Regions from separate parts of the Homo sapiens genome. Here region 2 is linked to region 1. Evidence: chromatin loops called from intact Hi-C (ENCODE). Cell type or tissue: dorsolateral prefrontal cortex. All regions are shown on one strand. Each heading gives the region's core, and the rest is flanking DNA. Links, peaks and the distances in the headings are about the cores only. Region 1 has its middle 14 kb from the start of ZNF875. Region 2 holds the start of LINC01535 (long intergenic non-protein coding RNA 1535).

The links. Hi-C counts contacts between places; a loop is a spot of excess contacts. Peaks named below come from ENCODE experiments on the same cell type or tissue, not always from the same donor. Only the 100,000 strongest peaks of a DNase experiment are listed, where the experiment ranks them.
Region 2: a loop joins it to region 1, with 5 times the contacts of the local background. A loop is called at or near these places in 2 of 110 quality-filtered maps.

What each region holds. Positions count from the first base shown.
Region 1 is chr19:37,313,036-37,328,018 of GRCh38, reverse strand. It overlaps a transcript of ZNF875 not described here. Among named protein-coding and RNA genes, the nearest start is that of ZNF875, 14 kb to the left of the region's middle. RefSeq lists enhancers at 6,507-7,155, 7,156-7,804, 8,877-9,774, 9,886-10,095 and a silencer at 10,276-10,375. In dorsolateral prefrontal cortex, for the core only: a CTCF peak has its summit at 10,101; DNase peaks (open chromatin) are centred at 10,148 and 10,998; H3K4me3 peaks cover 3,039 bases; H3K27ac peaks cover 2,033 bases.
Region 2 is chr19:37,247,224-37,261,024 of GRCh38, reverse strand. It overlaps ZNF383 (zinc finger protein 383), which reads right to left. Exons shown (of 6, transcript NM_001387601.1): 6 at 12,285-13,801. It overlaps LINC01535 (long intergenic non-protein coding RNA 1535), which reads right to left and starts at 9,140. Exons shown (of 3, transcript NR_110719.1): 1 at 8,843-9,140; 2 at 5,043-5,126. In dorsolateral prefrontal cortex, for the core only: no CTCF peak of the experiment used is centred there; DNase peaks (open chromatin) are centred at 9,164 and 9,593; H3K4me3 peaks cover 2,281 bases; H3K27ac peaks cover 1,063 bases.

The DNA of each region.
Region 1 (14,983 bases), core at 6,840-14,839:
CCGCCCGCCTTGGCCTCCCAAAGTGCTGAGATTACAGGCATGAGCCACCGCACCTGGTCTTTCCGCCCCTTCTCACTGCAACTCTAACATTGTGTTCCCTCATCATTTTCCATTCGAGCACAGGAAAGAACACAATCACTACACCCATTTCTTATGAACCTTTCTGACATTAAAATAATTCTATCACTCACATAGAAATTTGTAAAAATAAATTTTCATTTTTGATACGAGCGAGTATGATTTTTTTTTTTTTTTTTTGAGGAGTTTTGCTCTGTGGGCCAGGCTGGAGTGAAGTGGCAAGATCACGGCTCACTGCAACCTCTGCCTCCGGGTTCAAGCGATTCTCCTGCCTCAGCCTCCCAAGTAGCTGGGATTACAGGCCTGCACCACTACACGAATAATTTTGTATTTTTAGTAGAGACGGGGTTTTGCCATGTTGGCCAGGATGGTCTCAAACCCCTGACCTCAGGTGATCTGCCCGCCTCGGCCTCCCAAAGTGCTGGGAAAACAGGTATGAGCCACTATGCCTGCCCCTGAATATGAAATTCCGTATTAGTTTAATGAAATCTCTAAAATATATAGAAAATAAAAATAATTACCAAAAATGTTCAATGATGCAAAGCAACACACAGTGAGATATTACATCCTAAAACATATAGACCTGTCATTTAAAAATCAAGTAGAAACATAAGGGGCTCTATACACACCTTTTGAAATAAGTTTCCTGGCCAGGGAAAATGGCTCATGCCTGTAATACCAGCATTTTGGGAGGCCGAGGTGGGCGGATCACCTGAGGTCAGGAGTTCAAAACCAGCCTGGCCAACATGGTGAAACTCTGTCTCTACTAAAAATACAAAAATTAGCTGGGCATGGTGGTGGGCACCTGTAATCCCAGCTACTCGAGAGGCTGAGGCAGGGAGAACTGCTTGGACCCAGGAGGCAGAGGTTGCAGGGATCCGAGACCTGCCATTGTACTCCAGCCTGGGAGACAGAGCAAGACTTCATCTCGAAAAAAAAAAAATTATAATAATAAAATAAAATAAGCTGTCTAGGTTGTGCATGGTGGCCCACCCTTGTAATCCCAGCACTTTGGGAGGCTGAGGCGGGCAGATCACTTGAGGTCAAGAGTTCAAGACCAGGCTAGCCAAAATGGCAAAACTCTGGCTCTACTAAAAAGACAAAAATTAGCCAGGCATGGTGGTGCACATCTGTAATCCCGGGTACTCGGGAGGCTGAGGCAGGAGAATCACTTGAATCTGGAAGGCAGAGTTTGTAGTGAGATGAGATCACGCCACTGCACTCCAGTCTGGGCGACAGAGCGAGACTACAACTCAAAAAAAAAAAAAAAAAAAAAGCTTTCTAATTTAACTTTAGAATTTGAAATTCTTTCAAGAAAGAGGTACTCAAAAAACATGAAAAGTATGTGAGTCACTAATGTATCAAAGAAAACAATCATTCTTGTATTGCAAATAAATACCCAACCAAGACAAAAAGGCACGTCACATGTTATGGGAAAAGACTGAAATGAGGGTGAGAGGAAAACTGTGACCCTTGAATGTAAGACAGAAAAAAATCAGGCAGGATGTTAAGGAATTGGAAATAATTCTCCATATTAAAGGATTACAAGAGACAGGAAGAGAGGAGGGACACGATAGTCACAGACTGCAGGGGTGTGGGGTAGATGGGAATAAAGGAGGCAGAGAGAGCAGTGGGGATGTACATAAAATCACCCTCCAGAGCTGTGCTGTCCAATAAGGCAGGCACTTGCCACATGTGGCTGCTGAGCACTTGAAAGATGGCTAGTCCAACCTGAGAAATGCTGTAAGTGGAAAACACATTTTAAAAAAATTCTGAATACTCAGTATAAAAGAAAGAATGGGCCAGTGTGGTGGCTCACATCTGTAATCCCAGCACTTTGGAAGGCCAAGACAGGAGGACTGCTTGAGCCAGGAATTTGAGACCGGTCTGGGCAACATAGCAAGACCTCATCTCTTCAGAAAAAAAAAATCAGGCCAAGTGCAGTGGCTCACGCGTGTAATCCCAGCACTTTGGGAGGCCAAGGTGGGTGGATCACTTGAGCTCTGGAGTTCAAGACCAGCCTGGACAACATGCTGAAACCCTGTCTTAACAAAAAAATACAAAAATTATTCAGGCGTGGTGGCACATGTTTGTGGTCCCAGCTACTTGGGAGGCTGAGGTGGGAGGATCATTTCGGCCCCAGATATCGAGGCTGCAGTGAGTCAAGATTGTGCTACTGCACTCCAGCCCGGCTGACAGAGTGAGACCCAGCCTTTAAAAAAAAAAAATTAGCATGGCATGGTGGTGTGTGCCTGTAGTCCAAACTACCTGGAAGGCTGAGGTAGGAGGATCTCTTGAGCCCAGGAGTTTGAGACTGCAGTGAGCTATGCTGGTGCCACTGCATTCCAGCCTGGGCAACAAAGCAAGACCCTGTCTCAAAAAAAAAAAAAGTAAATGATTTCATTAATAATTTTTATTTTGATAAGATGTTGAAGTGATATTTTGGATAATGCTAACATTTTAGGTGAAATAAAACATTAATTTCACCTGTTTCTTTTTAACTTTTCTAAAGTGACTACTAGAAAATCTAAAATGACGTATGTGTCTGGCATTGTATTTCTATTGGAAAGCACTGCTCTGGAGAGAAATGGTCTCTAGGGAGGCAGAAACATGAGAACCACAATAGAGGTGGATGGAGGGAAGCGACAGACACATCTGGTGGGTACCTTCGGGTGCTGACAGCGGGAACCCAGGAGATTCGGGTGTGGACGGGCCCCCATCTATGCACAGCAGGAGAGTAGCATGGCTGACACTAGGGGTGCTGAGCTGACATACAGAACTATTCAGCTTTATAAAAATGTGAAAAACATACCGCTAAGTCACTGACATTCCACAGAACAAATCATAATAGAAATGAAAAAACAGCCGGGCACAGTGGCTCAGGCCTGTAATCCCAGCACTTTGAGAGGCTGAGGTGGGCAGATCACGAGGTCAGGAGATCCAGACCATCCTGGCCAACACGGTGAAACCCCGTTTCTACTAAAAACACAAAAACAAAATTAACCAGGTGTGGTAGCATGAGCCTGTAGTCCCAACTACTCCAGGGGCTGAGGTGGGAGAATGGTGTGAACCCGGAAGGCAGAGCTTGCAGTGAGCAGAGATCGCCATACTACACTCCAGCCTGGGCAACAGAGCGAGACTCTGTCTAAAAAAAAAAAAAAGAGAGAGAGGTTCAATCTTGATGGAAAATATAAAACACTTCTTCATGAACATTAAAGAAAATTCTAACAACCAAAACGTTTGGAATTAGGGTAACTGAAATGGCAGTTTAATCCTCCTGAAGGAATTTTAATTTCTCACTAACAGTACTTTAATGTTAGGGGTAGAATATTATTTTTTATAGCGTTTCACAAGCATTAAAGCTAAAAATCCAAAATCAGGTTTTTCTCTGACAGGAACTCCTCCTCAAAACAGAAGAAGCCTATAAGACTTTAACCTGGAAACTACTCAGGGAATCTGGAATATTCCTTCCAGGGATATCTGCAGTTGAAACCTGGCAGTAATTTTAAAAAAACCAGACAACTCTTGGGGTATGGTTGGAGCCTGAGGTCTACAGATGGGTCATTTTATATGCTGAGGTCTGAACAAGATGATTTTAACCCCTTAAAATGATGGAAACAAAATAAAACAGAATAAATTAGAAGACAACACAGGTGAGTGGTTTAAAGGGCCTACTTGCTGTGTTTCCTCTGGTCTTCAGGTCTCCTCCCTGCGGCGGGTTCCAGGCGCAGCTCTAGACCAAGAAATGGGAGGATTTTAGAGTGACTGGTGATTTCTCTATCATCTGCAGTTAGTAAACGTTCTCCGCAGTTTATGCAAAAAGTAACAAAACCACTGCAGATGACAAACACTAGGTAACACACATACTATCTCCCAAATACCTACCCACAAGCTCAACAATTTTAAACTGTTAGGATCATTGGCTCTAATCACCATGACATGAGGTCACCACCAAACCATCAAGCGCTAAACAGACAGAATGTTTCCACTCCTGATCCACTGTGTGGAGAAGCACAGAGCTTACCCACTGGGGCCCTGCATCAGAAGAGATGCACATGCACCGGGGTGTGCATTTGAACGGAGCGATCAAACCACCGTCCCCACAGCTCCTCTGTTCATGGGCACTTCAGTTTGTGGCCTCATGTCCTTTGGGGGACACAGTGGGAAGGTAACCCACATGCCAGTGACATCATCAAGAAAGAGACACTGTGGCACTTTCCCCTGATTTCTCAGGGGCCTTTTCTCTTTTCCGTTTGGGTTACATGTAGACTTCCCTACTGTCCACCTGACCACTCTCGTGCAGCCCAAAACCATAGCTTAAGTCATCAGCTAGGCCTTTCTTGGTGTAACTATTGAAAGGTGAGCCTTACCTGTTCAATCTCTAGAGAGACTTGTTCCAAATCTGGACCTAGAAGAATAAATAAACAAGATTTGCCTGAGTAGGTTTGGCTTCTTCCTTCTTGGGGAAAGCCCTTAAGAAATATCAGCCCCTTGGCCAGGTGCCCACCTGTAATCCCAGCACTCTGGGAGGCCTAGGCGGGCGGATCACCTGAGGTCAGGAGTTCGAGACCAGCCTGGCCAACACGATGAAACCCCGTCTCCACTAAAAATATTAAAAAATTAGCCAGGCGTGGTGGTGGGCACCTGTAATCCCAGCTACTCTGGAGGCTGAGGCAAGAGAATTGCTTGAACCCAGGAGACGGAGGTTGCAGTGAGCCAACACGGTGCCACAGAACTCCAGCCTGGGAAACAGAGTGAGACTCTGTTTCAAAAAAAAAAAGGAAATATCAGACCGTTTGCCCAACAACTCCTTGTGACCCTCCTTTAGGAACACAGTGAAAATCCCCCCGGCTCCACACACTATAACGCAGGACAGACCCACAGAGAACAAGACCCAAGAGAACCCACCATAATACAAACTCAGGGCGGGGTTTCCACCATCAAATGTTCAAGCTTGCAGTGGGTGGGGGAGGGTAGTGGGTCCTGAGCTCCAGATTTTCGTGGAGGTGGGAGGTGGGCATTAGGCTTTGGACACATGTAGGCCCAAATTACATCTGTGCAAACTCACACACAATGAAGATTACACCAGATCGGGTGAGATGGTTTAGAAATGGCAGAAAGCAGAGGAAGAGGCTGAAAATATGGGCTTCCCTGTAAACTGTGAGGACAGTAAATGCCAGCAACACCCCAGGAAGTGTTTACAGCTGCATTTCTTCAATTAACAGGGCAAAGTTAGAGCAGCAACAACCAGACAAGGGCCAGGCACTTCCCCTGGGGCAACTGATGTAAACCTGGAAATCAGCCACCCTGGGTGTCACCATTTCATGATGAATCAAATATACAGAGTAGTTCACTGATGGGTTCAGCATCAGAAAGCTAATAAATAAAGCCAGAGTCCCAGGCATATACTGAATGCTCATTGACTGAAAATCAATCACTGGATAAGCGCAAAGAAACTCACTTTCCACATCCCTTACGGTATTCTCTCTGGTGGGTATTTGCTCTGTAAATTACATACAACGGAAGAAAAAGAAGAAAATGAAAACTCAGGAAAGTAAACACACTTCTAAATTCATGAATAGTAAAATATGAAAATATCCCTGAGAATCTATGAGAATATCCAAAGAAAATGCAAAATGGGAGCGTAAAAAGGCCATTTGGCAAAGCCTACAAAATGAGTCCAAAATATGGTTCACAAGGAAACTTACCTTCCAATGCATCCAAAACAGAAGAACAGCAAAAGAAGCTCCTGATTCCTATTGAGGTGAGAATATCAGCACAAACAGAAGGAAATCAGACCAAAAAAAAAGTTACAGGCCAATTTAAATGAGAAACTCCTGCCCTGACCAATAAACCACAGCAAACACTATGCATTTCAAACACTGGGGGACGTGGGTGGGGGTTAGCCTGTTCTGTGCAGGACCGTTCTAACATACGGGAGAGTCTTTGACCCCTCCTCAGAATAATGCCATATACTACCAAAAACACAATTCACAGAATTTCAAAGGAGACCAATTACTTAGAAATGCAGCTATCAGGATGCTTTAATTTTTTCTGACATATTAATAGGCATGTTGCTGTGGTAGTTTTAAAAAATGGCTCAACATTTCTTGCCACTCCTCCCTTTGAGAGGCAGAATCGATGTCCTCTCTCCCCGATCCTGGGTGGATTTGCTGTGCTACCTCATAAAAGATCACTCAGCATCTGACCTGGAGCCCTGTGCCTCCTAAGAATTCTGACTACCCTGAGGCTGCCAGGTGAAAGGGATGGCCTGCCCCTCCACACCTGAGGGTGTTTCTTGTCGGGTGGGACGGGAAACTGAGAAAAGAAAGAGACACAGAGACAAAGTATAGAGAAAGAAAAGTGGGCCCAGGGGACTGGCGCTCAGCATACAGAGGACCCATGCTGGCACTGGTCTCTGAGTTCCCTCAGTATTTATTGATCATTATCTCTACCATCTCAGAGAGGGGGATGTGGCAGGACAATAGGGTAATAGTGGGGAGAGGGTCAGCAGGAAAACATGTGAATATCTCTGTGTCATAAACAAGGTTAAGAAAAAGGTGCTGTGCTTTGATGTGCACATACATAAAAATCTTGGTGCATTAAAGAGCAGTTAATCGGGTTTTACACAGAGACATTCCATTGCCCAGGGACGAGCAGGAGACAGATGCCTTCCTCTTATCTGAAGTGCAGAGGCCCTCCTCTTTTACTAATCCTCCTCACCACGGACCCTTTACAGGTGTCGGGCTGGGGGAACGTCAGGTCTTTTCCTTCCCACGGGGCCATATTCCAGACCATCACAAGGGGAGAAACCTTGGACAATACCTGGCTTTCCTAGGCAGAGATCCCTGCGGCCTTACACAGTGTTTTGTGTCTCTGGGTACTTGAGATTAGGGAGTGGTGATGACTTTTAACAAGCATGCTGCCTTCAAGCATTTGTTTAACAAAGCACATCCTGCATAGCCCTAAATCCATTAAACCTTGAGCCAACAGAGTACGTTTCTGTGAGCACAGGGTTGGGGGTAGGGTTACAGATTAACAGCATCTCAAGGCAGAATAATTTTTCTTAGTACAGAACAAAATGGAGTCTCTTATGTCTACTTCTTTCTACACAAACACAGTAACAGTCTGATCCCTCTTTCTTTTCCCCACACCAGGCTGTAAGGAAGTCAAGGCCATATGGAAACACTACATGTAGGGACTCAGTCCCAGCTGAGCCCCCTCTTCCAACATCCCAAGCCAGGTATCAGATGTGAAGGAACAAGCCTCCAGATGGTTCCAGACCCCAGCTGTTGAGTCTTCTGTGCTGAGGCCAGACATCACGGAACAGAGACAAGTGGGCTACCCTTGTGCCATGTCTGAAATCCTGACTATAAGCATGAGAATCCACAAACATAATAAAATGATGGTTTGAGCTACTAAATTTTGGTGTAATTCCTGACATAGTAATAGTGTCTGTAACAGCCACTTTAACACATTAAGTAACAATAGCAAGTAGCACATCATCACTGGGAACTGTTATTTGGAATTGTCATTGGGAAGCAGTGACAACCATGAAGGCTATTTGGAGATGCTGTCAGATGACATAAAAACTGCTGTGGTCTGACTGCTAATAATGCCCCATACCCAAGGGCTCTACAGCCTGTATTCAAGATGGAAGGAAACACTATATTTTGGCTAGAGGTATGTGAAAATTTCATTCATGGGCCCTTCTCATGGGCCCTAAACTTGGCTGATGGAACTGCAGGTAATAAACTCAGAGTTATGGCCGGGTGCGGTGGTTTACACTTGTAATCCCAGCACTTTGGGAGGCCGAGGCGGGTGGATTACGAAGTCAGGAGATCGAGACCACGGTGAAACCCCATCTCTACTGAAAATACAAAAAATTAGCTGGGCGTGGTGGCGGGTGCCTGTAGTCCCAGCTACTGGGAGAGGCTGAGGCAGGAGAATGGCGTGACCCCAGGAGGCGGAGCTTGCAGTGAGCTGAGATCACACCACTACACTCCAGCCTGGGTGACAGAGCGAGACTCCGTCTCAAAAAAACATAAATAAATAAAATAAACTCTGAGTTAGAGGGAGTCAAAGGAATCAAGGCTGCTCATGAAAGAGCTGAGGTTACCAACTCAAGTGTAGACAAGAGAAGAGAGAGAGGAAAAAAATGGTTGTTCAGCAGGGAGGTCAGAGGGATAGCCGGTCTTAGTTTCCAGACATCCAGGAAAAGGACACCCATCTGAGTAACGGATTGAGGGTCAGTATTAAGATATGGAGAAATATCAAGGAGAAACATTAGTGGCTAATGCTGGACATTTCCACAGCTCTCACATAACCACAAAAACATAGCTTAATTTTAGTAACAATGTCAGAAGCAGAGGGGAGCTGAGAATCAAGAATAAGGCCTATGAACAATGTGGGGGCTATTTTATAAAGCACCAAATCTTCACACTTCATGAAGATAGAGACCTGCCGCCTATAGGTGTCTCATTCACACTATGAAATAAATACTACAAAAGTCAGAGATCCACCAATTAACATTTTAAAGGATTTAGGAGATAGTGTCATTACCATTTTTATTATATATATATATATATATATATATGCCGGCTGCAGTGGAGCACACCTGTAATCCCAGCACTTTGGGAGGCCCAGGCGGGCGGATCACCCAAGCTCGGGAGTTCGAAACCAGCTTGACCAACATGAAGAAACCCAATCTCTACTAAAAATACAAAATTAGCCAGGCATGATGGTGCATGCCTATAATCCCAGCTACTCATGAGGCTGAGGCAGGAGAATAGCTTGAACCCGTGAGGCGGAGGTTGCAGTGAGCCAAGATCACACCATTGCACTCCAGCCTGGGCAACAAGAGCGAAACTCCGTCTCAAAAAAAAAAAAAAATCTAAACCAGCATTATAGTTCATAAAGGAAATCCCAAAACCTCCTTAACTGGTTGTTTCTTTCACAAAAGTTACTCTACATACGTGCCCCAAAAATTAGATTTCAAAGACATTGGGGAAAATACTACTACTAAGATATCAAAACCAGGAACTTACTTCCTTTAAAACAATTCCAAACTAACTCGCTGTGCCTTTCACAGAAATTTTCCACAAGAAATATGATTTTATAAGCTGGGCGCGGTGGCTCACACCTGTAATCCCTGCACTTTGGGAGGCAGAGGCGGGAGGATCACGAGGTCAGGAGATAGAGACCATCCTGACTAACACAGTGAAACCCCGTCTCTACTACAAATACAAAAAATTAGCGGGACGTGGTGGCGGGCGCCTGTAGTCCCAGCTACTCGGGAGGCTGAGGCAGGAGAATGGCGTGAACCCAGGAGACAGAGCTTGCAGTGACTCGAGATCACGCCACTGCACTCCAGCCTGGGCGACAGAGCGAGACTCTGTCTCAAAAAAAAAAAAAAAGAAAACAAATATGATTTCATAAAGCCTGAGAAGTTGCTGCTGTTAGGACAACCACCAAAACTAAAAATTGGTTTGATTAGCAACAACAACAAAATGCCATTTTAACTGGCTGTCCTTATCAGAGACAGTCCACTAAATAATACAACTGGCAAAAAGTGAGATTTTTTTTAAAGGTTGGGGTGCTTTATTATAAACATAATATAAACTAGTAATGTATTTTATTTAATAAACTTCAACCTACTGATCACTCCCTCCCTTCGAGGCGTTCTGCAACAAAACACCTGCCTAGAAATAAAAGGGCATTTTACCCGAGTGGGCTGAAAAAGTCCCGTTTTTACCTTTAATCTTGAGACAATACGTGTCAGAGGTCAGGAAACTACATCACAGTCAGTGCGGGCGCCCACGAGTCCGGTGGACGGATGGGGAAGGGCCGGGACGCAGCCAGTCCTAGTTCCCGCCGTGGCGATGGCCGATTTCCCAGCCGCGGACGCTGAAGGCCAGGACTCCACGCTGCTGACCCTCCAGCGTCCCACGTCCGGTGGGCGCTTGGCCGAACAGCCCAAGACTGCGGAATCACACTGGCCACTGTGCACTCGGACGCCATCTGCAGACCCAGCCTGTGCCGGGCTTCCGGAAACGGGAGGGCGGGCTTCCGGAAACGGCGACCAATGGGAAACGCGATCAGATGTTAGTAGGCGGACAGTCTGTTTCCAGGCAACACAAAAGGAAGGGACGCTCTCGGTTAGCCTCAAATAGACGGAGCTTTCAGTCAATGGATGTGCAGGTTCGCTCCACATTAGCCAATAAGAAGCGCTTGGGCCTGACCCGCCTACATGCGCAGCAAAAACTTTCTTGCGCATTTCAGCGCTGGAACGTCTACCCGCTGCGCCAAACCAAAACTTTGCAGTAATAGTTGATGCTGTTTCCTGCACTTTGGTGGAGATTTGCACCAGGCGCTGGAGACCGTCCCACCTGGCCAATGCCCACCTCCCGGTGAACACAGAGACCCAACTTTGTGCACCGCCAGTCTTGTTATCAAAAAACAGGCTAGTGCCAGGCGCGGTGGCTCAAGCTTGTAATCCCAACACTTTGGGAGGCGGATGCGGGCGGATCACGAGGTCAGGAGATCGAGACCACGGTGAAACCCCGTCTCTACTGAAAATACAAAAAATTAGCCGGGCGTGGTGGCGGGCGCCTGTAGTCCCAGCTACTCGGAGAGGCTGAGGCAGGAGAATGGCGTGAACCCGGGAGGAGGAGCTTGCAGTGAGCAGAGATCGCGCCAATGCACTCCAGCCTGAGCGACAGAGCGAGACTCCGTCTCAAAAAAAAAAAAAAAAAAAAAAAACCAGGTTAGTAAATTATAAAAAATAAAATAAAGGAAATGTAGCCGGGCGTGGTGGCGTGCGCCTGTAATCCCATCTACTCCGGAGGCTGATGCAGGAGAATCGTTTGAACCCGGGAGGTGGAGATTGCAGTGAGCCGAGATCGCGCCACTCCCCTCCAGCCTGGGCGGCAAGACCGAAACTCCGTCTGAAAAGAATAAAATAAAAGGAAATGGGGCCGGGCGCGGTGGCTCACGCCTGTAGTTCCAGCACTTTGGGAGGCCGAGGCGGGCGGATTACTTGAGGTCAGGAGTTCGAGACCAGTCCGGCCGCCAACATGACGAAACCTCCGTCTGTACTAAAAATACAAAAATTAGCCAGGCGTGGTGGCGGGCGCCTGTAATCCCGGCTACTCAGGAGTCAGAGGCACAAGAATCGCTTGAACCCGGGAGGCGGAGGTTGCAGTGAGCCGAGATCGCGCCCCTGCGCTCCAGCCTGGGCGACCGAGTGAGACTCCGTCTTAAAATAAAATAGGCCGGGCGCAGTGGCTCACGCCTGTAATCCCAGCACTTTGGGAGGCCGAGGCGGGTGGATTGCCTGAGCTCTGGAGTTCGAGACCATCCTGGGCAACATGGTGAAACTCCGTCTCTACTAAAAAAACAAAAATTAGCCGGGCGTGGTGGCACATGCCTGTAATCGTAGCTACTTGGGAGGCTGAGGCAGGAGAATCGTTTGAACCCGGGAGGGGGAGGTTGCAGTGAGCCGAGATCGCGATATTGCACTCCAGCCTGGGCGAGAGGATCGAAACTCCGTCTCAAAAAAATAAATAAACAAATAAATAAATATAAAGGAAATGGACAAAGGAAACACAAATGCATGAAATCAAACAAATGCTTTCTCTGACGGACTCCGTCTTTGCAAAACTGAACCTAGGACAATGTGCACGTTTCTACCTAGCAATTCCGGAGGACAGAGCGGGCAGGGAGGTGAACTTGCTTTTCTGTAATTTAATTGACTTGTCAGTAAAGTCAGTGTTTTGCAGGCATTTTCAGTGTTCTGTAGTGGGCTTTAGTTCCGATCACAGTGTGGCAGGCCAGGTTTCCATTAGCAACCAGAACAGTTTCCACTAACCCTTTACTATAATTTTGATGAATGCATAAGTTAAACGTTGAAGAAATGGAGAAACTGGTGCCTGAGTATCAGGGATGGAATGCGAAAACGAACCCATTAAGACCCTGCCTTGGTCTTCTCAGATCCTAAAGTCTGATCGAATAATAATAGCATTCTTACACATTCACCTCAGCCTGTCTTAAGATTCAGAAACTTTCCAAGACTCTAGAGAAATCTTTCCAGACCCTAGGCCCTAGTTAAAGATTAGATGTTGATTGAATGCAACACTTCTGCTTGTAGGTGCAGTCCCACACATACCGTGGACCTTAAGATGTCTATAAACACTAGAAAAAAACTTGTAACTTTGAGTTGGTCTGGTGAGTTACTTGGCCCTTCTCCATGTAATCGGTTGCAGAAATAAACTTTCTTCTTTCCCAGTCTGTCTGCATCCTATTGGAGAATCGCGACGGACTGACTCAGCAAACTCCTCTTTTGTGTGGTTATCTGGGACTCCTTTGGGAGGGAACATTTTAAATTTTCCATTTCAAAGGGTTCCATTGGCACTCTTGCACTGTTATTCTCTGCCTACCCTGAGACTTGAGTTCTCCTGGACTCGAATCTCCAGCCACAGAGTCCAGAAGCCCATACCTCCACATTCTGTGACTGTTCCCAAACACAGGGAGAATTTGCAGAAAATATGTATAAAAACCTTGCCATTCTTCGCAATAAAACCCCACATTACAAACTGGTGAAAACGGAGGATTTTAGCTTGAACAGGTTTTTCCTCTATTTGAAATCAATCATTTCCCTTTTACAATTTTGGAGTGAAGTTTCAAAATCAGTACGCACCCACTCCCAGGTTTATCCTTATGTAAAGTGCCCCCTCTGCACATGCAACATTTAATAAACCTTGAAAATATGATGCTAAGTGAAAGAAGCCAGTCACAAAAGACCACATGTTGTGTAATTCCATTTAAATAAAATATCCAAAATAGACCAATACATAGAAACAGAAAGTAGATTAGTGGTGGCCCGGGGTTAGGGGAGTTGGGGGGAACTGGAGGGATATGGGGTTTACTTCAAGGTAATGAAAATGATCTAAAACTTACTGTGGTGCTGTTTGCACAACTGTGCAAATATACTGAAAACCGTTGAATTTTACACTTTCAATGGGTGGCTTCTGTGATATGTTATTAATATTTCTCAATAAAACTTCAAAAAAAAATAGTGCCTATGTCTTTTTATGTATTATTCCTCCAGAGTCTAGTCCACATTTTTATACTTGATGAATAAATTAAGATTTTGTTTATTCTACTTCTTCTTCTTTTTTTTTTTTTTTTTTGAGACAGAGTCTCCCTCTGTTGCCCAGACTGGAGTGCAGTGGCACGATCTCAGCTCGCTGCAACCTCCAGGCTAATTTTTATATTTTTAGTAGAGACAGTGTTTCACCATGTTGGCTAGAATGCTCTCGAACTTCTGACCTCAAGTGAGTCCCCCACCTTTTCCTCCCAAAGTTCTGAGATTGCAGGCATGAGCCACCATACCCAGTCCAAGATTGAGTTTCCGTTGTTTCAGATGCCCTAGGACCATCTTATTCTACCTTAATTTCTGATGCATCATCTCAGTGGAAATTTTCCATTAGATGCCAAAGTATTTTACTCTTTTTAAGATTTTATCAGCTGGGTGCAGTGGCTCACACCTGTAATCTCAACACTTTGGGAGGCCAAGGTGGGAGTATCATTTGAGCCCAGGAGTTTGAGACCTGTCTCTGCAACATAGTGAGACCCACATATCTATAAAAAAAATAATAATAATTAGGTGGGCGTATTGGTGCATGCCTGTGGTCTCAGCTACTAGGTAGGTTAACGTGGGAGGATCTCTTGAGCCCAAGAGGTCGAGGCTGTGGTGGCCATGATTATACCACGGCACTCCATCGTGGGTGAAAGAGGGAGACCATGTCTAAAAAAAATTTTTTTTAATTAGAATTTTTTTTAGAAAACAAAGCATACACTTCGTGACTTGATATAAATGAATGACTTTTGTAATCTACAGAAACCAAAATAAATAAATAAATAAATAAAAACCCACATCCATTCTTTTTATGCGAGTCTTTGGTGTCTCTGAGTTATAAGAATTGTGAATTATGATCAATAACAAATATGTATGACAAGGACTCAATAAGGGATAGGCATTAATAAATTGCAATTCACACTGCCTGGAGTAAGGCCTTTAAAGATGTACAAGAAAAAGAAAGAAAATGAAAAGGCATTGAAAAACTGCATTGCCTACCAAAATGCTAAAGTTTACCTAAGTCCATTAATCAACACACACACACACACACACACACAATGGATGTGTAAAATGGTCAACACAGTCTCCCATGAGTGTATTCTCTTATCAATAGGTCTGTGGGGGTAAGAGATGAGGTTCTATACATCCTGGAATCGGGGATGGGAAATCTGAGGTCCCTGGGGTGACAGGGGAGGGTCTGTAGATTAGTGATAGGTGGTCTTTGGGATAGTGATGAGGTCCATGGAATCAATGATTGTAGGTATGTAGGGTCAGTGATGAGGGAATCTGGTGTGAGTAATGGGATGTGTGTGGAATCAGTGAGAGAGTGTGGAATCAATCTGTGAAAGCCCAGAACTGTGGTGTCATCTCTCAGGGTGACACATCCTGATCTGTGTGTCAGTGGTGGAGATTCTATGGGGTAAGAGTGTGGCTGTCAAGTCCCTGCCACTGTGTGTTCTGGGTCCCGCCAAGTGCACAGATTCCTTTACCTGGTTCTGGCTGGAGAGGCTCTTCTCAAGGACTCCTCTCGTGAAAGGTGGGTTGGTGGTGGTGTTTGTTGTTGTTGTTGTTGTTGTTGTTGTTGTTTCGCGGGGGGCGGGGTTGTCTTTTTCTTTTGGCTTTGGTTTTGACTCTTAGAGACCACAGACACATGCAGCATGTCAGAAGAAATTTTTGTCTGGGCAGTCGCTAGGTCCTTTGGGCCAAGCCATCTAATGGGAGAGAAGCTGACCATTCCCTCAGCGCGGTTCAGATCTAGACGGTCGC
Region 2 (13,801 bases), core at 4,673-12,672, 65 kb after region 1:
GATAGTCCTCCAGGGGCTACTCCAGGGGTGTGGGGGTATCTCCCTTTCAAGGGGCTGTTTCCTGTGTTAACTGACTCCCCATAAAAAAAAATTATATATACTAACAAATGATATTGTACCCCATAAATTGTACATGTTTGCTTAAAAATATTTCAAAGAATTGTTTTGGCTGATTTTTATCTATCTTCTAAATTATATATATTTATGGGGTATAAAATGATGGTATGACTTTTCATTACGATGTGGAATGATGAAATCAAATTAACCAACCCATTACCTCAAATACTTGACTTTTTTTTGTGATGAGAATGCTGTTTAATCACTTTCATCACCACCTGCTGATGTCATCCATGCTAGGGACAGGAAAGCCTCCACACTCCCAGTAGACTCCCTCCAATAGACATCAGGGGTGTGGGGTAGATGGGAATAAAGGAGGCAGAGAGAGCAGTGGGGATGTACATAAAATCACCGTTCAGAGCTGCGCTGTCCAATAAGGCAGCCACTGCCACATGTGGCTGCTGAGCACTTGAAAGATTGCTAAGGCCAAGTGCGGTGACTCGCGCCTGTAATCCCAGCACTTTGGGAGGCCAAGCCAGATGGATCACTTGACGTCAGGAGTTCGAGACCAGCCTGGCCAACATGGTGAAACCCTATGTATACAAAAAATACAAAAAATTGGCCAGGTGTGGTGGCGTGTACCTGTAGTCCCAGCTAATAGGGAAGCTGAGGTGGGAAAAATCACTGGAACCTGGAAGGCAGAGGTTGCAGTGAGCCAAGATCATACCACTGCAGCCTGGGTGACAGAGTGAGACCCTATCACCCTATCTCAAAAAAAAAAGGCTTGGCGCAGTGGCTCACACCTGTAATCCCAGCACTTTGGGAGGCCGAGGTGGGTGGATCAGCTGAGGTCAGGAGTTCAAGACCAGCCTGGCCAACATAGTGAAACCCTGTCTCTACTAAAAATACAAAAAAATTAGCTAGGCATGGTGGTGCACGCCTGTAGTCCCAGCTACTTGGGAGGCTGAGACAGGAAAATCACTTAAACCTGGGAGGCGGAGGTTGCAATGAGCTGAGATCATGCCATTGCACTCCACCCTGGGTGACAGAGTGAGATTTCCTCTCAAAAAAAAAAAAAAAAGAAAAAAGAAAAAAAAGAAAAACAAACAAACAAAAAAGAAAAACAATTAGCTGGGCATGGTGGTGTGTGCCTGTAGTCCTAACTACTAGGAAGGCTGAGGCAGGAGGATCTCGAGCCCAGGAGTTTGAGGCTGCAGTGAGCTATGCTGGTGCCACTGCATTCCAGCCTGGGCCAAAAAAAAAGCAAGAGCCCATCTCAAAAAAGAGGAAGAATGCAAACTATCTCATTAATAATTTTTATTTTGATAAGACGTTGAAGTGATATTCTGGATAATACTAACATTTTAGGTGAAATAAAACACATTATTAATTTCACCTGCTCCCTTTTAACTTTTCTTTCTTTTCTTTTTTTTGTGTGAGACAAAGTCTTGCTCTGTTGCCAAGGTTGGATTGCAGTGGTGCACATGACCTCGGCTCACTGCAGCCTCCACCTCCCAGAATCAAGTGATTCTCATGTCTCAGCCTACTCGGGAGGCTGTAATCCCAGGCACCTGCTACCATACCCGGCTAATTTTTGTATTTTTAGTAGTGACGGGGTTTCACCATGTTGGCCAGGCTGGTCTCGAACTCCTGACCTCAGCTAATCTGCCCACCTCAGCCTCCCAAAGTGCTGGGATTACAGGTGTGAGCTACCATGCCCAGCCTCTTTTTAACTTTTCTAAAGTGACTACTAGAAAATCTAAAATGACGTATGTGTCTGGCATTGTATTTCTATTGGAAAGCACTGCTCTAGAGAGAAATGGTCTCTAGGGAGGCAGAAACATGAGAAACACAAGAGAGGTGGATGGAGGGAAGTGACAGACACATCTGGTGGGTACCTTCAGGTGTTGACAGCAGGAACCCAGGAGATTCAGCAGGGGGACAGGCCCCCATCTATGCACAGCAGGAGAGTAGCATGGCTGATGCTAGGGGTGCTAAGCTGACATACAGAAGTATTCAGCTTTATAAACGTGAAAAACACACCGGTAAGTCACATCCCACAGAACAAATCATAATAGAAATGAAAAAACACTAAGGAACAAATGAAATGATATATAAATATCCAGTACAAAAACTAGCTGGCTTAAGAGACAGGCCCCTTCTCTCCAATATAAGTTCAAATTATAAGAGAAATGAGGGTCCAAATCAAAAAGCCAAGATTGCTGTGATGGTTCATTTTGAAGCAGGAACGTCAATTCCATGCTGGGGTTGAAGGTGCCCTCTACTGTTCCCGCTGTTCTTTGCCCTTTTTGAGGAAAACTGCCTTTCCTGTTAAGTTAGAAATCTGTAGCAGAGAGAAGACTGAGGAAAAACCAAATTTGGGTATTTAAGAAACTAAAGTTCAAAATTACCTGCTAAAGAGAATGAATGTCGAAGGAAAATATAAAATACTTCTTCATGAACAGTAAAGAAAATTCTAACAACCAAAACTTTTGTAATTAGGGTAACAGAAATGGCAGTTTAATCCTCCTGAAGGAATTTTAATTTCTCACTAACAGTACTTCAAAGCTAGGCGTAGAAAATTATTTTTATAGCTTTTCACAAGCATTAAAGCTAAAAATCCAAAATCAGGTCTTTCTCTGATAGGAATTTCTAAAAACAGAAGAAGCCTACAGGACTTTAACCTGGAAGCTACTCCGGGAATCGGGAATGTTTCCTCAGGGCACAGCTACAACTGAAACTTGTCAGGAATTTCAAAAAAAAACAAAACAGACAACTTTGGGATACGGCTGGAGGTCTACAGATGGGTCATTTTATATCCTGAGGTCTGAACAAGATGATTATAGCCCCTTAAAATGATGTACACAAAAGGAGAATAAATTGGAAGAGAGCACAGATGAGTGGTTTATAGGGAGGACCTGCTTTTTTTCCTCTAGTTTTCAGGTCTCCTCGTTGCTGAGGGATCCAGCCCCAGCTCTAGACCAAGAAATGGGAAGATTTTAGAGTGACTAGTGATCTATCATCTACAATTATTAAACATTCTCAGCAGTTTATGCAAAAAATAACAAAACCACTGCAGATAACTAAGACTAGGTAATACATATAATGTTTCCCAAATACCTACCCACAAGCTGAACAATTTTTTTTTTTTTTTGAGACAGAGTCTCGCTCCGTCACCCAGGCTGGAGTGCAATGGCAAGATCTCAGCTCACTGAAGCCTCCACCTTCCGGGTTCAAGCGATTCTCCTGCCTCAGCCTCCCAAGTAGCTGGGATTACAGGCGTGTGCCACCATACCCGGCTAATTTTTGTATTTTTAGTAGAGACGGGGTTTCGCCATGTTGGCCAGCCTGGTCTCAAACTCCTGACCTCAGGTGATACCCCCACCTCAGTCTCCCAAAGTGCTGGGATTACAGGTGTGAGCCACCAGGCCCGGCCAAGCTGAACAGTTCTAAGCTGTTAGGATCATTGCCTCTATTATCACCATGACATCAGGTCACCACCAAACCGTCAAGTGCTAAACAGACAGAATGTTTCCACTCCTGATCCACTGTGTGGAGAAGCACAGAGCTTACCCATGGGGAGCTGCATCAGAAGAGACGCACACGCACCGGGGCGTGCATTTGAATGAAGCAATCACACTTCCATCCCCACAGCTCCTCTGTCCACAGGCACTGTAGTCTGTGCCCTCATGTCTTCTGGGAGACATAGTGGGAAGGTAACCCCCACACCAGTGACACTATGGGGAAAGAGACACTGTGGGACTTTGCCCTGATTTCTCAGGGGCCTTTTCTCTTTTCCGTTTGGGTTACATGTAGACTTCCCTACTGTCCACCTGACCACTCTCGTGCTGCCCAAAACCATAGCTTAAGTCACCACCTAGGCCTTTCTTGGTGTAACTATTGAAAGGTGAGCCTTATCTGTTCAATCTCTATAGAGATTCATCCAAAATCTGGACCTACAAGAATAAAAAAACAAGATTTTCCTGAATATGTCTGGCCTCTCCCTTCTGTGGGATACCCTTAAGAACTATCAGCCCCTCTTTGCTCAAAAACTCCTTGTGACCCTCTTTTGGGAACACAGGGAAAATCCCCCCGGCTCCACACAGTATAGCGCAGGACAGACCCACAGAGAACAAGACCCAAGAGAACCCACCATAATACAAAGTCAGGGAGGGGTGTCCACCATCAAATGTTCAAGCTTGCAGTGGGCCGGGGAGGTAGTGGGTCCTGAGCTCCAGATCCTAGTGGAGGTGGGAGGTGGGCATTAGGCTTTGGACACATGTAGGCCCAAATTACATCTGTGCAAACTCACACACAATGAAAATTACACCAGGTCGGGTGAGATGGTTCAGAAATGACAGAAAGCAGAGGAAGAGGCTGAAAATATGGGCTTCTCTGTAAACTGTGAGGACAATAAATGCCAGCAACAACCCAGGAAGTGTTTATACCTGCATTTCTTCAATTAACAGGGCAAAGTTAGAGCAGCAAGGACCAGATGGGGGCCAGGCACTTCCCCTGGGGCAACCGATGTAAACCTGGAAATCAGTCACCCTCGGCGTCACCATTTTCCTTATGATGAATCAAATATACAGAGAAGTTCACTGATGGGTTCAGCATCAGAAAGCTGATAAATAAAGGCTGGCTCTGAATCTAAATAGCAGCTGTTGGATTCCCAGGCATATACCAAATGCTTATTGACTAAAAATCACCCTCACTAGATAAGCGCAAAGAAACTCACTTTCCACATCTCTCAAGTTATCCATTCTGGTAGGTATTTGCTCTGTAAATTACATATGACAGAAGAAAAAGAAAATGAAAACTCAGGAAAGTAAACACACTTCTAAACTCATGAATGGTAAAATACAGGAATACAATATCCTTGAGAATCCATGAGACTATCCAAAGAAAATGCAATATACATGAGGGTAAAAAGGCCATTTGGCAAAGCCTGCAGAGTCCAAAATCTGGTTTACAAGGAAACTTACCTTCCAATGCATGCAAAACAGAGGAATTGGAAAAGAAGCTCCTAATGATCTTGAGAGGTGGGAACCTAATTATTAGCAGAGCAGCTGCAAAACAGGAAACATTGTGAGTTAAGTATTCAATTAAAAGAAAACATGATTCTACCTGGAAAAAAAAAAAAAGGAAAAGAAGCTCCTATCCTTATTGAGGTGAGAAAAATATCAGCACAAACAGAAGGAAATCATGCCAAAAAAAGTTACAGGCCAATTTCTAAACTACTGTTAGGTTTAAGGCAAACGAGAAAGTCCTGCCCTGACCAATGAACCAGAGCAGAAACTGTGCATTTCAAATACTGGGGGAAATGGACTGGGCATGGTGGCTCCCGCCTATAATCCCAGCACTACGGGAGGCCAAGGCGGGCGGATCACTGAGACCAGGAGTCCAAGACTAGCCCTGCCAACACAATGAAACCAGTCTCTACTAAAAATAGAAAAAATGAGCCAGGAGTGGTGGTGCACAACTGTAATCCCAGCTACTTGGAAGACTGAGGCACGAGAATCGCTCAAACCCATGAGGCGGAGGCTGCAGTGAGCCAAGATTGCACCACTGCACTCCAGCCTGGGCAACAGAGTGAGACTGTGTCTCAAAAAAAAAAAAAAAAAAAATACATATATACATGTATATATTGGGGGAAATGGTTGGCAGTGAGCTTGTTCTGTCCAGGATCCTTCTGATATATGGAAGAGTCTTTGATCCCTTCTCAAAATAATGCTGTAAACTACAGGAAATAAAATTCATAGAATTTCAAAGGAGACTAATTACTTAGAAATGCAGCTATTGGCCAGGAGTGGTGGCTCACCCCTGTAATCCCAGCACTTTGGGAGGCTGAGGTGGGCAGATCATGAGGTCAAGAGATCGAGACCATCCTGGCCAACATAGTGAAACCCTGTCTCTACTAAAAATACAAAAGTAGCTGGGCATGGTGACGTGTGCCTATAGTCCCAGCTACTCAGGAGGCTGAGGCAGGAGAATCGTTTGAACCCGGGAGGCGGAGGTTGCAATGAGCCGAGATCGTGCTACTGCACTCCTCCAGCCTGGATGACAGAGAGAGACTCCGTTTAAAAAAAAAAAAAAAAAAAGAAATGCAGCTATCAGGATACTTCAAATTTTTCTGATATATTAATAGGCATGTTGCTGTGGCAATTTTTAAAAAATGGCCACTCCTCCCTTTGAGAGGCAGAATCGATGTCCTGTCTCCCCGATCCTGGGTGGATTTGTTGTGTTACCTCATAAAAGACCACTCAGCATCTGCCCTGGGAACCTGTGCCACCTAAGAATTCTGACTACCCTGAGACTGCCAGGCTGTAAGGAAGTCAAGGCCACATGGAAACACTACATGTAGGCACTCAGTCCCAGCTGAGCCCCATCTTCCAACATCCCAAGCCAGGTATCAGATATAAGGGAACAAGCCTCCAAATGGTTCCAGCCCCCAGCTGTTGAGTCTTCCGTGCTGAAGCCAGACATCATGGACAGAGACAGCAGGCCACTCTTGTGCCCTGTCTGAAATCTTGACCATGAGCATGAGAATCCACAAACATAATGATTGTGTTGAGCCACTAAATTTTGGTGTAATTTCTTACACAGTAATAGTGCCTACAACAGCCACCTTAACATATTAAGTAACAATATCAAGTAGCAAGTCATCACTGGGAACTGTTATTTGGAATTGTCATTGGGAAGCAGTGACAACCATGAAGGCTATTTGGAGATGCTGTCAGATGACATAAAAACTGCTGTGGTCTCACTGTTAACAATGCCCCATACCCACGGGGTCTACGGCCTACATTCTGGATGGAAGGAAACACTACATTTTGGTTAGAGGAATGTGAAAATTTACATGGGACGGTCTCACAGGCCCCTAAACTTGGCTCATGGAAACTGCGGGTAATAAACTCAGAGTTAGAAGCAGTCGAAAGCATCAAGGCTGCTCATGAAAGAGCTGAGGGTTACGAACACAATTGTAGACAAGAAAAGAGAAAAGACAAAATGGTGGCTCAGCAGGGAGGTCACAGGGATAGCTGGTATTAGTTTCCAGACATCCAAGAAAAGGACACCCATCTGAGTAATGGATTGAGGGTCACTATTAAGATATGGGGAAATATCAAACGGAAACATTAGTGGCTAATGCTGGGCATTTCCAGAGCTCTCATATAACCACAAAAAACTTAATTTTAGGTACAATGTCAGAAGCAGAGGGGTGCTGAGAATTAAGGACAGGCCTATGAAGAATGTGGGGGCTGTTTTATAAAGCACCGAATCTTCACACCTCATGAAGTTAGCAACCTGGAGCCTATAGGAGGTGTCTCATTCACACTATGAAATAAATCCTGTGAAAGTAAGAGATCCACCAACATATATATATATATATATATATATATATATATATTTTTAGACTGAGTCTTGCTCTATGCCCAGGCTGGAGTGCAGTGGCACAATCTCGGCTCAATGAAACCTCCACCTCCCAGGTTCAAGTGATTCTCGTGCCTCAGCCTCCTGGGTAGCTGGGATTACAGGTGCCCGCCACCACGCCCGGCTAATTTTTGTATTTTTAGTAGAGATGGGGTTTCACCATCTTGGCCAGGCTGGTCTCAGACACCTGACCTCAAGTGATCCACCCGCCTCGGCCTCCCAAAGTGCTAGGATTACAGGCATGAGCCACAGCGCCCAGCCCACTGACTAAGATTTTAAAGGAGTTAAGAAGACAGAATCATTACCACTATAAAAAAAATCAAAACCCACTTTGGGAGGCCGAGGCGGGCAAATCATGAGGTCAAGAGATCGAGATCATCCTGGCCAACATGGTGAAACCCCATCTCTACTAAAAATACAAAAATTAGCTGGGCGTGGTGACACGCGCCTGTAATCCCAGCTACTCAGGAGGCTGAAGTAAGAGAATCACTTGAATCTGGGAGGTAGAAATTGCAGTGAGTGGAGATTGTGCCACTGCACTCCAGCCTGGTAACAGAGCAAAGGGAAAGACCTGACCATCCCCCAGCCGGACACCCATAAAGGGTCTGTGCTGAGGAGGATTAGTGAAAGAGGAGGGCATCTTTGCAGTTGAGGTAAGAGGAAGGCATCTGTCTCCTGCTCATCCCTGGGCAATGGAATGTCTCCGTGTAAAACCCGATTGTATGTTCTATTTACTGAGATAGGTGAAAACTGCCTTAAGGCTGGAGGTGAGACACGCTGGCAGCAATACTGCTCTTTAATGCACCGAGATGTTTGCGTACGCGCACACCAAAGCACAGCACCTTTTCTTAACCTTGTTTATGACAGACCTTTGTTCACATGTTTTCCTGCTGACCCTCTCCCCACTATTACCCTACTGTCCTGCCACATCCCCCTCTCTGAGATGGTAAAAATAATGATCAATAAATACTGAGGGAACTCAGAGACCAGTGCTGGCGCAGGTCCTCCATATGCTGAGCGCTGGTCCCCTGGGCCCACTTTTCTTTCTGTATACTTTGTCTCTGTGTCTTTTTCTTTTCTCAGTCTTTCATCCCACCTGAGGAGAAACGCCCACAGGTGTGGAGGCGCAGGCCCCCCCCTTCAACATCCCACTAAATAATACAACTGGCAAAAAGTGGGATTTTTAAAGGTTGGGGAGCCATATTAAACATAATCTAAATCAGGAGTTTATTTTATTTTATAAACCGAAACCCAGCAGTCACTCCCTCCCCTCAGGGCATTCTGCAACAAAACACCTGCCGAAAAATAAAAGGGTGTTTTACTTGAGTGGGCTGAAAAGTCCCCGTTTTTATACCTTTAATCTCCAGATCCTATGTGTCAGAGGTCGGGAAACTACATCAGCCCCAGTCCGGGCGCCCATGAGACCTGTGGACGGACGGGGAAGGGCCTGGACGCAGCCCGGGCCCCAGTTTCTGCCGTGGCGATGGCCGATTGAAGGCCAGGACTCCCCGCCGCTGACCCTCCAGTCAGGAGGGTTAGGCAGGCGCTCCCATGTTAGGCAGGCGCTCAGCCGAACATCCCAAGGTTGCGGAACCACTATACCCGCCGTGCGCCTGGATGGCATCTGCAGACCCAGCGTCCGCCGGGCTCCCGGAAACGTGGGGGCGGGCTTCCGGAAACGGTGACCAATGGGAAACGCGACCAGCTGACAGTCCTATCCAGGCAGCACAGAAAGAAGGGAAGGTGGCAGTCAGACTTAAGTAGACAGATCTTTTAGCCAATGGATGTGCAAGAGAGGGGAGGTTTGCTCCATGTTGGCCAGTAAGAAGTGCTTGGGCCGACCCGCCTCCAAGTCCTGGGAGGACAGTTCAAATTATGGAGGAGGGGCTGGTGCTAGGCAGCAGTGGCGAGGGGAGTAGTGGGGATTAGGGGGAGCACGAGATCATTCACCTTTGCCGCTCAGATTACCAAGCCTGTGACTTTGAGAATGGGTGTCTTCCTTGCAAGGTTTCAATCTGAGGCTCTTGGGAAGAGGGAGGAATTGGAGCCTGATGGAAGCGCTGGTGAGAGGAGCGGGTGTAGGGAGAGTGGAGAATGTGTCAGTCAGGCGGTGTCTTTATTCCTGGCACCTCACTTAGCCTGCCCTAGTTTCTCAGTCTATTCCAGGAGCATGCTCTTGACCCTGCAGGGGCCTGAAAGGGAATGTTGCTCGCCAGTCTCTGCTTCCTTGGACTGGATTGGAATTGGTCCCACGAACTTAGGCATTATGATATATTGTTGCGTTTAGATTCACTTGGTTTTTACATTGTGCTTTCTTTTCCCCTTTCCCTTCAAGGATTTAGAATGTTTTATTTGCTCTGTTTAATTATATATGATTGCCTTGAAGATTTCACCTTGAATTAAAATTACATGTTTTTGCCTGTCTTTATTAATATTTAAAAATACTAAAATAACACATGTTCATAATGAAAATGAAATATTACAAATAAATATAAAGGAAAGGCAGTATTCCCCCTCCAGTTCCACTCTTGAAATAACGAGTTAACAAGATGATGAGCATCTTCCCATTATGTTCTCCACGATTCATGTAAGTATTTACACACATACAGAAGCATATACAGTAGTCCCCCTTTATTCATGGTTCTACTTCCCACAGTTTCGGTTACCCACAGTAAATTGTGGTCTGAAAATATTAAATGCAAGATTCCCGAAAGAAACAATTCATAAGCTTTAAATTGTGGGCTGTTCTGAGGAGCGTGATGAAATATCTCACTGTCCTGCTTTATTCTGCCTGGGATATGAACACCCCTTTGTTCAGCAGATGCACGCTGTATGCGCTACCCTTAGTCGGTGAGTAGCCAACTTGGTTATCAGACTGACTGCCGCAGTATCACAGCGCTTGTGTTTAAGTGACGCTAATTGTACCTAATGATGGCCCTAAAATGCAAGAGTAGTGATGCTGTCAATTTAGATATGCAGAAGAGGAGCCCTAAAGTGTTTCCTTTAAGTGAAAATGTGAAAATTCTTGACTGAATAAGGAAAATAAGTCGTGTGCTGAGGTTGCTAAGATCTATGGTAAGAACAAATCTTCTAGCTGTGAAAGTGTAAGGAGGAAAAGAAATTTCTGCTAGTCTTGTTTGTTGAACCCCAAGCTCTAAAAAATACAGCCACGTGTGATAAGTGCTTAGTTAAGATTAAAAAAAAAAAACATTAAATTTGTGCTTGGAAAACATAAACAGAAATGTGTTCTGATCGACAGCAATTGGGTCATACTATCCACGGTTTCATACATCCTCTGCGGGTCTTAGAACACATCTCCTGCAGATAAGGGAGGGCTACTATATAAAGTTTCTTTTATTATTATTATTATTATAAAGCATTTTCCTTTTTTAATATAACAATTTGAATCAGACACCACTTCAGGTACAAAGATATTAGGATACCTTTAGAGTAGAAAGGGAGCTAACTCATTCTTTCTAAGAGTTAAAGTATCTTCCATTATATGAGCATTTAAGATGTTAAAGTACTTTTGCACCAAAAATAATACTTTTTTTTTTTTTTGAGATGGAGTTTCACTCTTGTACCCCAGGCTGGAGTGCAATGGTGTGATCTTGGCTTACTGCAAACCCTGCCTCCCGGGTTCAAGCGATTCTCCTGCCTTAGCCTCCTGAGTAGCTGGGATTACAAGCATGCGCCACCACACCCGGCTAATTTTTGTATTTTTAGTAGAGACGGGGTTTCACCATGTTGGCCAGACTGGTCTCAAACTCCTGACTTCAGGTGATCCTCCCGCCTCAGCCTCCCAAAGTGCTGGGATTACAGATGTGAGCCACCACGCCTGGCCTGTAAATATTATTTTACTTATATGAGTTTTTACTTCTGCTGGGACAAATTGCACGAGTAAACAAATATATGTGCATATAATGTAATATATGTGTATATAATTATATATGTGAATCTACAACTTAATATATACACATACATAAAATAACATATACAATTTAACATATACACAAATATAAGCTGGGTGCCGTGGCTCACTCCTGTAATCCTAGCAGTTTGGGAGGCCAAGGTAGGGGATTGCTTGAACCCAGGAGTTTGAGACCAGCCTAGGCAACATGGTGAAACCACATCTGTACAAAAAATACAAAAATTAGGTGGGTGCGGTGGCATGTACCTGTAATCCCAGGTACTTGGGACGCCAAAGTGGGAGAATTGTTTGAGCCCAACAGGCGGAGGTTGCAGTTAGCCAAGATCATGCCACTGTACTCCAGCCTGGGTGACACAGCGAGACTCTGTCTCAAACAAAAAGTCAAAAAACAACTGATGCTGGTGAGGCTGCGGAGAAAAGAGAATGCTTATACACTGTTGGTGAGAGCATAAAATAGTCCAGCCAGTGTGAAAAGCAGCCTGGAGATTTCTCAGAGAACTTAAAACAGAGCTACCATTTGACCCAGCAATCCCATTACTGTGTATCTACCCAAAAGAAAAGAAATCATTCTACCAAAAAGACAAATGCACTTGTATGTTGATCGCAGCACTATTCACAATAGCAATGATGGGGAATCAACCCAGGTGCCCATCAATGGTAGACTGGATAAAGAAAACGTGGTACATCAAGCTCATCCAACCCACGCTCCATAGGCTGCATGTGGCCCAGGATGGCTTTGAATGCAGCCCCGCAATCCACCCTCATCCAAAATGCACAGCAATGATTGGATATGTTGGCTATGTTTAAAGACCCTTCAAGTAGGAAGTAAAGGGCATAAATGAATGAACAGTGATACTGCAGCAGATAGGATAATAGTCCAAGTTTATTTATAAAATATATCCCATCCTGTCAAATACTGCTAGAAAAAAGGGTTCATCTAGAAGATGTTGAGGTTAGAGCATATATTTTCATTGACAGAACTTTAGTTATTTGAACTTTTGCAATCCCATGTAAATTATCTTATCTTGTATTCCAAAAATCCCATGCTATCCACATCTATTTGGTTCCTGAGTTCAGACACTAAGAAATACAATCTTATCTAAATCAATTTGATTTTCAAGTTTCAGAAAGTAGAAAGTTTGATTTATCAGAATTGTTTTTTCCTAAATTCAGAATGTGACAAATATTTATTTTCAATGGGTTACTAGATTTGATTTGCTAATTTATAATGCTGTATTTTCATAACTGATTCTGGACAAATTGTTTTGGGTTCTAGTAGGTTGTAACATCAGGATTATGACAAATTTTAAAAATAGATAATTTGCTATCTCAGTCTATGTCCTAGAAGAGTTTCCTAAGACATTTCATAGATTTCACCTATAAAAATCTCTACCTTGGTGTCTTTTTTAGTGTAGCAATTTGACATTTAAAATATATTTTAAGAAAAATTTTATTTCACTTATTTATTTTTGAGAGAGTTTCACTCTTGTTGCCCAGGCTGGAGTGCAATGGCATGATCCCCGCTCACCGCAATCTCTGCCTCCCGGGTTCAAGCCTTTCTCCTGCCTCAGCCTCCTGAGTAGCCGGGATTACAGGCATGAGCCACCACGCCCGGCTAATTTTTTGTATTTTTAGTAGAGACAGGGTTTCTCCATGTTGGTCAGGCTGGTCTCAAATCCCCGACCTCAGGTGATCCACCCGCCTTGGCCTCACAGAATGCTGAGATTACAGGCGTGAGCCACCATGCCTGGCCAGTCTTATTTTTTTAAATAAGTTTATTCTGGAGGGAGGTCTATTAAGATTTTACACCTCCAGTTAATTCTGATGTCGTCAACTTATTAAAAATCACAGACTTTTTCCAGATTTTCAGATATATTATAAAAATGTCTATAATACCAACTTTTAAGTTTGTTGTTTTAATTTTTTTTTTTTTCTGTAGAGATGAGGGGAGGGGGATCTCATTATGTTACCTAGACTGGTCTTGAACTCCTGGCCTCAAGCCATTCTCCTACCTCAGCCTCCCAAAGTGCTGGAATTACAGGCATGAGCCACTGCAACCAGCCTTAAGTTTTTAAATTGAGATCAAATTCACACAGCATAATATTCACCCTTTTAAAGTGTATAGTTGAGTGACCTGTAGTATATAAACAAAATTGTACAACCTTTACCCATGCCACATTTTCATTACCCCAAATGACACAGTTCTTTTAAGTTTACATATATAGCCATTTCAATTTCTCATATACAATATTGTTTATTTGTCATCCTTATTTCACCTCTGGAATCACTAAACTTTGTCTCATTTTTTTTCTCTTCCATCAAATATCAATTTTGGATTCAGATCCAGTTTTTTTCTTTCAATTATTTCTGCCTTTTAAAATA